2 separate regions of the Homo sapiens genome follow, and region 1 is linked to region 2. Evidence: read pairs that join two places in POLR2A ChIA-PET (ENCODE). Cell type or tissue: MCF 10A. All regions are shown on one strand. Each heading gives the region's core, and the rest is flanking DNA. Links, peaks and the distances in the headings are about the cores only. Region 1 has its middle 8.3 kb from the start of COBL. Region 2 overlaps COBL (cordon-bleu WH2 repeat protein).

Region 1 (4,397 bases), core at 311-4,310, 100 kb before region 2:
CCCTGGGAAGGGGCTCTGAAGGTTACTAGAAAGAGTTATTACCTGGGACATGTAAAGGCAAGCACCTTCCCCAGGCATCCCCCAAAGAAGCCCTGCGGCCAGCTGGAATCGGCCTGCCTCTGGGGGCCCGGCACACATGGGCTCTGGAGCACCCCGACTTGTCCACAGTCGGCAGCAATCAGTCACAGCACTGATGGGCACAGCTCCCTCTGAGATTGGTGCCGAGTGAGGACTGACCTCCCACCCCATTTAGCCCGTGGGATTCTTGGATCATTGAACAGCGATGGGGTCCTCAAAATGAAGAGAGTTGACTTCTGCCAAAAGGCATGTGATGCTCAAGTGATTAATTTGAAAAACAAAAGTAACATCTACAGAGGAGTAAACATTCCAGGGGTGCCTGCATTTGACAGATCTGTTCCCTGGGGTGAATGTTTAATCTAGAGTGTGGGAAGGAGCTATTCCTCCATAGTATCAGCATTCCTCCTTACTTTGCTATGTCCTCCCTAACACTCTCATTCCCATCTTTGCTGTTGTTTCAATCAATAACAAAAGAGGCCAGGCGCGGTGGCTCACGCCTCTAATCCCAGCACGTTGGGAGGCCGAGGCAGGCGGATCACCTCAGGTCAGGAGTTTGAGACCAGCTTGAGCAACATGGCAAAACCCCGTCTCTATTAAAAATATAAAAAATTAGCCAGGCATGGTGGTGGGGGCCTGTAATACAAGCTACTTGGGAGACTGAGGTGGGAGAATGGCTTGAACCCAGGAGGTGGAGGTTGCAGTGAGCTGAGATCGCGCCGTTGCACTCCAGCCTGGGCCTAACAGAGTGAGACTCTGTTTAAAAAAAAAAAAAAAAAAAGAAATCATATAATCATATTAGAAAATGGAATACAGTAGCCCTATGGCATTCACAGATCTGATATTTCATTCTACTTTTTAATTTAAAAAATAGCCCAGAAGGCTGCAACAAGAAGGAAGGTGTAATTCTACTGAGCACACCAGGGGAAGCTTTTGGCTGGAGAGGACACACCATCACCTCCAGCAGCCCCATCTCCACTCAGCTATGGTGTTTCTGACTCAGTAAGCATGATGCAGATGCTCTTTGGAGTAAAAACAGCTGTGTTAGTGTCTGTTGTTTGTGGGTGATGATTTGCCAATTCAAGGGACATTGAACTTTTGTTGTGAATGTTGTCATACAAGGTTGCAGAAGCCTCTCTCCTGAAATATTTATTCTGGAGAAATTGAGAAGCCTGTACCCAAATTTCCATCATCATGAATCTGCAGATTCTTGAAGGTCTCAGAAAATATTTCTGGAGAATATGTTTGTTACATAACTGAGGTTTCCTAGGCTACAGTAGCCTGTAAGTAAAAATAATGTCCAACTATAGTGGTGAGTGAGAATGCTCCTGCCTCTATCCCATTACCTTAAGGAACTCCAAGAAACTGATGGTTCTGGGACCCCCGCAAGGAAGTTCTTCCTGGACTACACAAATTAGTGCTTCCTTCATACCTGGTGGCATCCCTAGGTCCCTTTTCTTCAGCTATCTGTCCCTCGTCGCTGCCAGCGATACTACAATACTATGTCTGGCTGGTGGTGCTGACAGTTGCCCCTATGACTAAGGCCTTCCTTTACAACTTCAAAATCCATTGTAAATGAACTCCTCCCTGAGGCCTTAACTAAGAAAAACCCAGGGTGATATGGCTCAGTGCTGCTCCTTCTTGGACCTGCCGGAACCACAGGAGTCTCTGAAGGCCTGGAGGAGGTCACAATCTGCTCGACACAGTGTGAGGCCACAAATCCCCCACCCAAGATAATGAGAGACCCGCTGATCCTTGAGCTTCTCCTACGCAGCCACCCTCAACGCCCAGGATGAGCTCCTTCTAGGAGGCGCCACACTCCTCATGAGATGTGAATATCCTGGCAGCCTACATTCTCTGTCCATCCAACATGCCTGGACAAGCCTGATGCAGAAAGTAACACAGGAGAGGTGTCAGCTGGGAGCCTTCCTAAATGCTAAATATTTGGGAAGCCAGGAATAGAGAACCATTCCTTTTATTTCTTCTCCTTGATAAATGTAGCCTATAAACTCACTAAAAAGATCAAATTATAATTCTGGGAAGGAGGCCATGGATTGGCATCAAAAGCCACCATATCCAAAAACATAAATCAAAAATTTAGAATTGTAGTTATATTCCATCAGCCAACCCCTCCACTCTTGAACCATGTTAAATAATAGAGAATTGTAATATATAGTGCAGTATAAAAGAGGATATAAAATACTGCTAAAGCCATCTTTGATTTTTGGAATGACTTCGGAATTGAATAAAACTGAATAAGTATGAAGGATATAATCTTATTTGTAGATGAATATGCCCTTAACCTTCAGTTGACTTCAAACCAGACAAGTTCTCCAAGGCAAAATTATATATAAAGACAGAACATTCATCAGCACAGGTCAGAAAATCCTCTTTCGTCAAAACTACGTGGATGCATTTTCTGAAGAGGCTCATATTTCCAGAAAACACCGCAAGGAATCCTACACGCAATTGCATAATCCTTATGTGGGTGGAGGGCGTGGGTGCAATGTTACGTAAGATCATGGGCTGAACATCTCTGCAAAGAGGTGAAGAAATGCCTCCCTACACAGTGCAGGACGGGAAGCATAGCTCTCAGTGTGCTCGCACTAGCAGGAAAATTATGACAGCTGGTGGCTTAAATAAGAGCTTCATGACAAAGTGGCAGGATAGCCAAACCTACACATTCTCCTTCGTTTGCCACTTGGCAGAGAGCGCAACATGCATGTGCTGACAAACGCTAGGTGCTGGGGCTGCTTCTGCATTGAATGCTTCATGGGAGGGCTGGGTGACAGGCATAGATTAAAGTGATGCATTTGTACAATGGCCAAGAATACAGGGTCTTAGGTAAGGTTGCCTGGTATGAATCTTTGCCCTGTGTAACATTGGGTGACTTAAGTTCCCTAATTCTTGATTTTTTTCACTTATAAAATGGGGACAAGGCTGATTTTTATTATATAATTATAATATATAATAAATATACATAAAATAAAAATATAATTATATTTCATTATATTTTTATTATAAAGTTGTATAATTTTAATATAATTTTTAAAAAGGGACAACAATAGTACCTACCTTTCAGATCATTTAAAATATAAAATGATTGGCCGGGCATGGTGGCTCATGCCTATAATCCCAGCACTTTGGGAGGCCAAGGCGGGTGGATGACCTGAGGTCAGGAGTTCAGGACTAGCTTGGCCAAACATGGTGAAACCCCATCTCTACTAAAAATACAAAAATAAGCTGGGCGCGGTGGTGCGCCTGTAATCCCAGCTACTCAGGAGGGTGAAGTGGGAGAATTGCTTGAACCTGGGAGGCTGAGGCTGCAGTGAGCTGAGATTGCGCCACTGCACTCCAGCCTGGTGACAGAGTGAGACCCCGTCTCAAAAAAAATTTTTTTGTATGTATATTTATATATATACACACAATGATTAGAGTTATTAATGAGTTTAGTATAGTGCATCACATCTAGGAAGTGGTCCTTAAAAATTAACTATTAATAGGCCTGGCACGGTGGCTCATGCCTGTAATCCCAGCATTTTGGGAGGCCGAGGTGGGTGGATCACCTGAGGTCAGGACTTCATGACCAGCCTGGCCAACATGGCAAAACCCCATCTCTACCAAAAATACAAAAATTAGCCAGGCGTGGTGGTGGATGCCTACAGCGCCAACTACTCAGGAAGCTGAGGCAGGAGAATCACTTGAGCCCAGGTGGCGGAGGTTGCAGTGAGCTGAGATTGTGCCACTGCACTCCAGTCTGGGCAACAGAGCGAGACTCTGTCTCAATTAAAAAAAAAAAAAAAGAAAAGAAAAGAAAAAAGAAAAAGCAGCCAGTCATAAAAGGCCACATATTGTGTGATTCCATTTATATGAAATGACCATAGTAGGTGAATCCATAGAGACATAAAGTAAATCGTGGTTTCAGGGAGTGGAAGGATGGGGAGTGGATGCTAATGGACACAGGGTTTATTTTGGGGGGATGCGAATGTACTGAAATTAGACAATGGTAATGGTTGCACAACTCTATGTACTAAAAACCACTGAATTGAGAGAGGTGAATTTGATGGTATGTGAATTATATATTGATAAAAAGAAAGCAATCAGGCAGGGTGCGGTGGCTCACATCTGTAATCCCAGCATTTTGGGAGGCCGAGGAGAGCGAATTATGAGGTCAGGAGTTGGAGACCAGCCTGGCCAACATGGTGAAAACACGTCTCTACTAAAAATACAAAAAATTAGCAGGGCATAGTGGCGGGCGCCTGTAGTCCCAGCTACTCCCTACTCGGGAGGCTGAGGCAGGAGAGTCGCTTGAACCCAGGAGG
Region 2 (4,397 bases), core at 305-4,304:
TTCCTCTGTCTCCTGAGGCAGTTGAACACAGTCCCCATGCGTCCATCTGAGCCTCGTGGAACCTTGAGCACTGAAGGAAGTTCTTGGAGGCCCAACTCAGTTTGCAAATAAGGCTTGTCCAGACCCCACATCAGAGTAAAGGGGGCGTCTCTACAACTGTGTGCTGGAAACCTTCACTGAAGAGTATTCTCTAACCTCACCGCTCATCAGCCGGCACTGCAGGGCACCAGCGTTCTAGTATGTGTCAAGGAGTCCAAACATCCTAGCATCAGTCTGCCAGGAACCCCGGTGCTTGTTTTCAAGAAGTAATTAAGGCTGGAGGCGGTGCAAAGTGTGTAGGTGGTGTCCTAGGCTCAGAAAGACCTGGGCTAGAATTCCAGTCTTTTCCAGCTGTGTGATTGTGAGAAGGTTACTTAACTGGTTGGATACTCAGCCACCCTGTCTGTAAAATGGGGAGAATACACTTGCATATGAAGTTGCCAGGGGTATTGAACATACACAGTGTGGCATGGTGGCTGGATCATGGCATGTTTAGAAAATGAGGGCTTAAATCAGATTAGTGTTGGACTCAGGGATGTGGGAGCTGGTACAGGATGCGAGGATTCCTCATTCCCCTCTTTGGTAACCAGTTCTGCAGGCTGCGGTAGCACTCAGCTGTCTTCTGGGCATTTGTTTCTGGACATCTTTCTGACTTTTTATTATTGCTGAGAAAACTGGGCACTGACTTGGCAGCTGAATCCCAACTCACTCCCTCACTCACTCACTTACTCACTCACTTAGTCACTCACTTACTCACTCACTCACTCACTCACTCAACGCAGTGGTGACCGAATTCCTTCCCTGGGCCCAGCACTTCACTTACCAGTGATGAACAAGAAAGTCATGGTTCCTCTTCCCTTGGTAGAGGGAAGTCTACAACTGTGGCTGCAAATAAATAGCCAGACACAAACCAGACGCAGCTTATGTACCGCTTGTAAACAGGATGAAGCAAACATCCTATTGCTGAAGAATCTCATGGAGAGAGAATGGCAACTCCCTTCTGCCTGCAGCATAAACAGACTCTCTTAGCCAGGAGAGCCGGGTGTGCCTGGTTTCTCTCTGAAATTCCCTTTAAGCACATGCGGTTTGCCAGCAGCCAGCCAGAGTAGCCAACATGGTAAACAGGCACCCATGGTGTAGAGGTGCCATTCAGGTCAGCTGGCCTCAGCATCACTGTGGATTTCCCAGTCCACTTTTCTTGGACAGTAAGAAATTGTTATACCTTCAGGTCCACAGATGACATTTCCAACTGGAAAGATGGAAGATGTAAAGCATAGTGCTTTTGAACTCAGGGTCTGGGAAAGTACAGAGACGCATGAATTTTCCCTTTTCAGCATGCAGTCCCTGTCTACCTCAGCCTGACCAGCCTGGCTGGGCAGTGGCTGTCACCTATAGAGTTAGGTTTTAATTCAGCTACCTGGGCCTCACACCTGCGATTTGCATTCACTGCACCATGTCACCTAAGACCCTCTGACTTTCAGTGAGTGGATTTCAAGCCTTCTGCTGAATGTTGAAGAGCTCTCAGAATAAAAACCCAGCTGGGAGCTTCCAGCTGATGTGGGAATTAACAAGCGTCATCCTGAAACTTAGTAAATGTGTGATGGTTTTAAGCTAAAATCATTTAGAGCTATGGTTGATGACCTTGGAAATGGCAGAAATGTTTTCATATATATACTTTTTCATTTTATAAACAGTTCCTGCCAGGGCACACCCAGGTTTTTCAACCTGAATAGATCAAAGGAAGCTTGAGTTGTGTGTGCTGTGATTCATTCCCTGCTGAGTCCCAAGGACCTGCCCTGCCTCCTACTGGAGGGGGTGAGAGGAAGGAAAGCTGGATTACCCAGCCTGTGTGCACTGCCAGCCGGGAGCACCTGCGATGGGTGTGCCCAGCAGGAGCCGGGCAAGGTCCCAGGTCTGATGGCCTCTTTAGACTTGTGCAGAAGGCCTACTCTTTTTAAACTGCCACATGCATCTGAGTCTCAGACTCAACCACATGACATCTGCACAGATGTTTGAGAAAGGCATCCCCTGCTTGGTAAGCTAATGACTTTTCACAACCGAGTACAGATGTGGAGTCCCCACGTAAATAGCAGCCATTCTTTCCCAGGCTGAGCCACTCACAGGCAGAGGAAGCCAGGCGTTTTCTGTTTTGTGCTGTGACTGTGTTAGCTGCAGGATGGTGCCTGCGTTTAACAGAAGCCACACTGAAAGCACGAAACAGACAATGGGGAACAAGCCTGGTCTAAACCTGTGCAGGCCATCCACGTGCACAGGCCATCCACACACACAGTCCACCCACACACACAGTCCACCCACACTCACAGCCTGCCCACATGCACGGGCCGCCCCCGCATGCACGGGCCGCCCACACGCACAGGTCACCCACATGCAGGCGGATCACCTGAGGTCAGGAGTAGCCTGACCAACATGGTGTAACCCCATCTCTACTAAAAATACCAAATTAGCCGGGTATGGTGGCAAATTTGGTAGCCGGGTATGCCTGTAATCCCAGCTACTTGGGAGGCTGAGGCAGGAGAATCACTTGAACCTGGGAGGCAGAGGTTACAGTGAGCCAAGATTGCGCCATTGCCGTCCATCTCAAAAAAAGAAAAAATAATAATAAAATAAAAAACCCAGACACCGTGGTGTGCTGTCTGTCAGTTGTCCCTAGCCCGGGCATGCTGTTTTAGCGTCTTCTCCTGTGATGTGCAGTACAGCATTTTTTTTTTTCCTTTTTCTCTTTGGGGACTTCTCCTCCTGCCCCAGGCTTTGTCTCTTTTTCTCATATATGAAATTTCTGCTCATCTTTAAGACTGTTCAAGGCCACCTCGGCTAGGGTGTTAGGGTGGATACTCCACTAATGAGGTCCACACAGGTTTTTTCTCCCTCAGAAAGCTTGGCTCGTTTGGAACATTTATTCTGCAATCTCTTTTTCATTCCTATCTCAGGCTTTTATAAGTACGCAGTGTTTCTTGTAAGCAGGAACTATGTATAATTTTCAGCAGTGTCAATATCATCATCATCAATAAGCATTTTTAAGTACGGTCATACATAGCTTAATGATAGGGGCGCACTCTGAGAAATGTATCCTTAAGGGACTTCATCCTTGGGTGAACATCACAGAATGTACCCAACACATACCTACATGGTAGAGCCTACTACACACCTAGCTGTATGCTGTAGCCTATTGTTCCTGGGCTGCAAACCTGTGCGGCATGTTACTGTGCTGAACACTGTAGGCAAGTGTAACACAATAGTAAGCATTTGTATGTCTCAACATATCTAACCATAGGAAAGGTATTACAGTCTTAGGGGACTACCTTTATATATGTGGTCTGTCAGTGACTGAAGCATTATGTGGTAGATGTCTGCACCCACAAATATGAACTACATTATGCTACATATTGAGAATACAAATGTCCTTGCTGCCTTCTAGAATTGTTAAATAATAATTGAATTGGTATTCAGATTTAATTGGTCCATGATAGGACCTGGGCATATTTTAAGCTCCCCAAGTGCTTCCAGCCACAGTGCAGCCAACGTAGATATCACTGATCTCAGCTATGTGTGTGCCCAGGCCTGGAGCACCCAGAAATGGGTTCTCTGACGACATAGTTTTGAGCCATGTCTTTGAGAGCAGAACAAGTGAGGCAGAGAGTACAGTGAGGCCAAGGCAGTTGGGGGACTGGTTGGTTTCCTGGAAACTGGAGCTGTAGGCCAATTGCCAGAAGAGTGGAGGATATTGAAGAATGGTTCAGGTCTAGGGCTGGTGGAGATCTTCAGACTCTCTGGAAGTTTGGATGTGAGTTTATAGCCCTACAGGGCACAGATGTGTGACGTCACTGAGCCAACAGGTCCAGTGGTCAATAGGTCCAGATGGAAACACACAGCCGTTTTTTACTGTGAAGATGTCCAGGCATCATCAAACCTTTTTTCCCCAAAAGCAGCCCAAAATTCATTTTGTTAGTGTGACATATTACAATTTTTTAAATGTTGGCTAACTTTAATGTGTACACGTGCACACGCAGGCACACACACATGCATGTACACACTAATGCTCACAGCACTCTGCTGGGCAAACAAACCTCCCTGCCGCCCTTGCAGCCTGCTGGTTGCAGCTTAGGCCACAGCCAGTGGGCCCTGCCAGGCGTGTAAGCAGTGCGTGCCCCGAGCAAAGTCAGGCCTGAGAAGACAACAGCCCTCGCAGGCTGCTCCTAGTCACACTGTGGAGGGAAGGGTGGAGTACACACCGTATGTGATTCACGTGACTCCACCTTTGTGTGTGCTGTAGAGATGAGGGCTTGGACCAGGGTGTTGACACTGGACGTGGGGAGGGAGGGTGGATAAAATTCTATTAC

Evidence for each region. Peaks named below come from ENCODE experiments on the same cell type or tissue, not always from the same donor. Only the 100,000 strongest peaks of a DNase experiment are listed, where the experiment ranks them.
Region 1: POLR2A ChIA-PET joins it to region 2 with 9 read pairs; 2 of 35 experiments call an interaction of 5 or more read pairs at or near these places.

The regions. Positions count from the first base shown.
Region 1 is chr7:51,322,873-51,327,269 of GRCh38, reverse strand. No RefSeq gene overlaps it. Among named protein-coding and RNA genes, the nearest start is that of COBL, 8.3 kb to the right of the region's middle. RefSeq lists enhancers at 1-524, 1,302-2,501. In MCF 10A, for the core only: no CTCF peak of the experiment used is centred there; DNase peaks (open chromatin) are centred at 1,949 and 2,559.
Region 2 is chr7:51,222,941-51,227,337 of GRCh38, reverse strand. The region is part of intron 1 of COBL (cordon-bleu WH2 repeat protein); the gene reads left to right. Among named protein-coding and RNA genes, the nearest start is that of COBL, 92 kb to the left of the region's middle. RefSeq lists enhancers at 86-1,285, 1,450-2,158, 2,159-2,867. In MCF 10A, for the core only: a CTCF peak has its summit at 1,826 (motif pointing left); DNase peaks (open chromatin) are centred at 777 and 1,837.